Linked DNA regions of Homo sapiens: region 2 is linked to region 1. The links are chromatin loops, found by intact Hi-C in ENCODE. Cell type or tissue: PC-9. All regions are shown on one strand.

What was found. Hi-C counts contacts between places; a loop is a spot of excess contacts. Peaks named below come from ENCODE experiments on the same cell type or tissue, not always from the same donor. Only the 100,000 strongest peaks of a DNase experiment are listed, where the experiment ranks them.
Region 2: it touches region 1 in a loop (8-fold over the local background); 1 of 110 quality-filtered maps calls a loop at or near these places.

Annotation. Positions count from the first base shown.
Region 1 is chr10:79,980,483-79,982,982 of GRCh38, forward strand. It overlaps a transcript of SFTPD not described here, the pseudogene ZNRF2P3 and the pseudogene DPY19L2P5. Among named protein-coding and RNA genes, the nearest start is that of SFTPD, 33 kb to the left of the region's middle. In PC-9, no CTCF peak of the experiment used is centred here; a DNase peak (open chromatin) is centred at 1,319; H3K4me3 peaks cover 2,019 bases.
Region 2 is chr10:79,903,717-79,906,216 of GRCh38, forward strand. It overlaps the pseudogene BMS1P21. Among named protein-coding and RNA genes, the nearest start is that of SFTPD, 44 kb to the right of the region's middle. RefSeq lists an enhancer at 1,254-1,353. In PC-9, no CTCF peak of the experiment used is centred here; a DNase peak (open chromatin) is centred at 1,095; H3K4me3 peaks cover 1,781 bases; H3K27me3 peaks cover 1,395 bases.

The DNA.
Region 1 (2,500 bases):
CAGGAAATTGTCACCAGAGGCCTTAGGTGGGACCCAGTACTGTGCTGGCTTCAGGTGTGACCCAGCACAATCCCAGCAGTGATGGCTATGGGAGTGCTTGTGTCACCCCTTCCTCAACTCCAGGCACCTCAGCATGGAGAGAAAGACTTTGTCTGTTTGGGAGAAGGTATGGGAAGAGAACAAGAGACTGTCTGGTAATCCAGGGACTTCTCTCAGATTTCACCCAAGACCACTAAGGTGATACTTTTATGGGTCTGCAAGAGTCACAGCATTACTGAGTTTGGGGTTCCCCCTATTGTGTATTTGGCTGCAGTGACCAAATAATTCGATTACGACGCTCATTTCCCTTTGAATACTTGAAAAGCCTTCTCAAGAAGGACAAGTACAAACCAGCCCACACTGAAAAGATTAAATACCTAACTCTTTAATGCCCAGACACTGGCAAATATCCACAAGCATCAAGACCACCAAGGAGAACATGACCTCACCAAACTAAATAAGGCATCAGTGACCAACTCCAGAGTTAGAGAGATATGTGACCTTTTACACAGAGAATTCAAAATAGCTGTTTTAAGAAATCTCAATGAAATCCAAGGTAATACAGAGAGGGAATTCAGAATCCTGTTAAATATATTTAACAAAAAGATTGAAGTAATTTAAAAGAATCGAGCAGAGATTCTGCAGCTGAAAAATTCAATTGACACACTGAAGAATGCATTAGAGTCTCTCAACAGCAGAATTAACCAAGCAGAAGAAAGAATTAGTCAGCTTGAAGACAGGCTATTTGAAAATACACAGGGGAGTCAAAAGAAAAAAGAAAATAATGAAATTTATAAAATAGCTTCAAAAAGGCAAATATAAGTTATTGGTCTTAAAGTGGAGGTAGAGAGGGAAATCAGAGTAAAAAGTTTATTCAAGGAGATAATAACAGATAACTTCCCAAACCTAGAGAAAAATATCAATATTCAAGTGTAAGAAACCTATATAGGCCGGGCGGCGTGAGGGCTGGGGAACCTCCTCCCCGCCTGGGCACCCCGACCTTCGCGGCCCAGATCCTCCCGCCAGCCCAGCCCAGGGGGAGCGAGGCGACGGTTGCCGGGAAGCGCGCAGCACCCCTCCCTCCCATTCTTCGTCCTCCCCTGGCGCACCGCCCGTTTTTCCTCTTTCTCCGTTAAAAACAACTGGGTGGCTGTGGGAAGAGGGAAGGTGGCGCCGGCGGAGTCTGGGCAGGCGCCTCCCACTCAGCCGCCAGCAGCCCTGGGAGCCGGAGGATGGCTGCGGTAGCAGCCACAGCCCCAGAGGAGGCGGTGCCCGACGCCCGGGGCGCCCAGCGCGCCCAGACCGGCAGTGGCCTTCATGGCGCACCAGAACCTAAACCAGAGGCAGCCACACGGACACCTGAGCCGCCTCTTCCTGCTAGAGCCAGCGAGGTGTGCCCGCAGCCGAGACCCCTTCCTCTCCACGTCTCCTCGTCTCCTTGTCTCCCGTGCCCGCGTCAGGCCGCCAGCCTCGCCCACCTCCCCAGGAAGAGCGCGCCGGGCGCCGACTTCCCCTGGGGCGGCGGCCCTGGACGTGCGGGGGGTCTCTCTGGGCCGGCTGCTGCGCCTTGGCCCTGCCCTCTAGCTCCCGCGCTCGCTCCCGCCCTCCTGGCTCTCCGGGCGCGCCTGGCGGGGCAGGGCGGACATGGGCACCAAGCAGAGGAGCCGCACGCGCACGTACTGGGGCTCGGATCTACCTTCCAGTAGCAACGGAGGAGCCAATGGGACCGCGGGCGGCGGCGGGGGCGCTCGGGCCACCGCGGGGCGGTTCCCGGCTCAGGTGCCCAGTGGGCACCAGCCCAGCGCCTCGGGCGGCGCTGCTGCGAAGGCCCTGGCAGCCCCGCGCAGCCGCTCCCGCGGCGGGGCCGTGGGGAGCGTGGCTTTGGGGGCCCGCGCAGCGCAGTCCTCCTTCAGCATGCCGAACAGTAGCAGCGGCCTATAGGGCTTACAGGACTCGGTGCACAGCAGCGCTGAGGAAGGTGGCGCGGCCGGTCCAGGCCGGTGGGCGGGAGCCCCGCCATGCAATGCCTGGTGATCAGCACCTTCCAGCTCACCTCTTGCCGCCCATGTTTGGAGGTGCTGAGAAACATGTCTGTTCTTCAAGAGCCAGCTAATCATTTTTACCAAGTATGATAATTAGCTGCCCTGATTCAGATACCATTTCCTTATTGTGACATAGGGGTGACTACTGTCAGAAAACCCTGAAAATGTTTTAAAACAAGAACTAATGGAGCTTGGCGATTCTTGCCACGCTTTTCCAGAGCTCGGACCTTGCTATTATTTGCTACTGGGCACCCACAAACCCTTGCTTATTAAACTGATCTCCTTCAAGACTCAAGAAAAGCGCCATGCGGCTCCCTCCTAGGGCTCTCCTGCCCTCTCCACACCAAAGCCCAGAGTGGTCTTCCTGGAGAACTGAGGCGCCTGCAGTTTGTGCACCTTTTCCTGGAGCTGCGCCAGGA
Region 2 (2,500 bases), 77 kb before region 1:
CTCTTCAGGGATAAGGGAATCATGTGCCACGTGGGTAGCCTCCCCAGTCTAGCACCCAGTATATAGCCTATGCAGAATGAATACCTGAGGGCTGCTGGGGGCGAAAACAAGGTCCCTGTGACAGGACTTGAAGCCTGGGGGTCTCGGTGACAGGAGTGGGCCTAGTTTTTAGGTGTAGAATTGAGCCTTGCGTGCACTGGTGGGATCTTATTGAAAGGATCCCCTCCAAGACTAGAGGAAGATGCATCCTGACAATGTAGGCTCTGTAGGCGTCCCAAGTACCTGGGCTGGGGGTTAGATGGACTCCAAGGCATTTCCTCAGGTGGCAATGGGAGGATCCCTGGGAAGGCAAAGCTGTGCAGGAAGAAAATGGCAAGATGCTACATTCCCTCAGGGAAAGCCCCTTTACCGGGAGCAGGGAAGGCGAGGTAGTTTAGGCTGGGTCAGTTTGTCCCTGCCCTCAGAGTCTGTTGGTCCTGGAAAAAGAAGGCCTTATTTTATTTATTTATTTTTCTTTGAGACAGTGTCTTGCTCTGTCGCCCAGGCTAGAGTGCAGTGGCTCGATCTCAGCTCACTGCAACCTCCGCCTCCAAGGCTCAAGCGATCGTTCTGCCTTAGCCTCCAGAGTAGCTGGGACCACAGGGACCACAGGCGCCCGCCAGGACGCGGGCTTGCTTTTATTTATTTATTTATTTATTGAGAGAGAGCCGTAGCCTCCCTATGTTGCCCAGGCTGGTCTTGAACTCCTGGGCTCGAGCGATCCTCCCGCCTCGGCCTCCCAAAGGGATGGGATTACAGGCATGAGCCACCGCTTCCGGCCAAAAGAGGGCTTTAGGGCACCCCCAGAACGCGAGATCTCCCTCATCTGTCATCTTTAAAGAGGAGGAAGTGGACTCCCAGTCCAGCCATAGTCCATTCGTCCGGAGCACGGTCACTCCGGGGTGGCCAGGACCAAATGTGCCTCCTTCTGGCTTTTGCACCGCACCAACTAATCCGCGCCAGGCCGCACAGCTGCTCTGGCCTTCGGGGAGGACTCCTGGAGCGCGGTGTACACTGCTCCGGAGTCCCTCCGCAGGAGTTGAGGCAGCGAGTTCCGAGGGCGGGGTGGGGCGGAATCCGGAGGCACGCGGACCCGGTGGAACGCACTGCGCAGACGGCGCCGGCGCCTGCACTCAGCTGTTGACGAGTCTTTCTTCCAGCTCTACCCTGAAAGTCCTCCAGGCACCGGTCTTTTTTTTCTGCCTTTTGTTTCCCTCCCGGCGAGTCGGCGCGACAGTGAATTTCCGTTTCCCGCGGTGTCCAAGCGGACCTGAGGAGTTGCAGCTGTGAGCAGGTTCGGTGGTGCCGCGGGCTGGGGTAGGCGGCGGTGGGGTCCCTGGCTCTGGGGCACTGGGAAGATCGCGAGTCGTGCGCGTGGGAAGGTCCTCCGGCTCATCTTTGCTCCCCAGGAGCAGCATATTTCGCATCTGCCAGAGGTGTGCCCGGGGGTCGTTGGGAGAGGGACGGGGTGAATCCCTGCAGAGAGCCGGGACGGGGAGGGAAGGTGTCGGGGAGACGTGGTTTCCTGGCGACGTGGTCCCGGCAGGCGACTTAGACCTGAGCCGAATGTGTTGACCCCAAATTGTGCTTTTCCCAAGAAGAAAAGGGAGAGAAACATTAGGACAAGTTCGGAACTAAAATATAGTAGAGAAGCAACATAATCTCTGAAATCACACAGCTATTCGGTTTCAAAGAGTTCCTAGTGCCCAGCTCTCCTAACTCCCGGCTGGTGTTCCTTGACATTATGGTGATATATAAAGACTTTCTATTTCCGCTCGTGTGTGTGTCTGTGGGAAGCCTCTGACTCACCTCTGTGCCCCAGTAGCACCCTGTGCAGCCTTGCAATGTAGCCCTTATTGCATGGCACGAAAGATACTAGTTTGGATTCTCTGCAAGTCAGATCATAGGTATATCCATTTACTGGCACAGTGGCTAGCACATCATAGACAGACACAAACATTTATTAAACGGAATTAATACAGGACCTTAATTGAATGAAGTGGCACCCTGCCCCGCTGTTTTTCAATCAAGCTGTCAGATTTTATGCAGCCCGATATTCTAAAAAAAAAACTCACTAATTCAGTGATTACCAATTTATTGGCCACAGATTCCCAGGTACCTCAGAAATCACTGGAAGGGTCTCTGTAAGTCCATAGGGTCTCCAGGCATCATTTAGAACCAGTCATATCTCACACATGCAGATATTGCTATTTTTCAAATGTATGTAGATGAGTTGTAATTTAGGAGTTTTGCAGAGTCAACAGGTACTAAAAGTAATACTGTGATCATGTTGGAAGTTCATAAAAGCATTTTAAATTTTTTATTAAAATTTAAGTTTTGGTTTAAGTTAGGAAACCACTTCATTAGTCCAGTCAATATCTAGGTCTGAGCTGTCTAGTATGGTAGCCACATGTGACTATTTAGAGTTGGAATGAAATTAATTAAAAATTCGTTTTTTTCA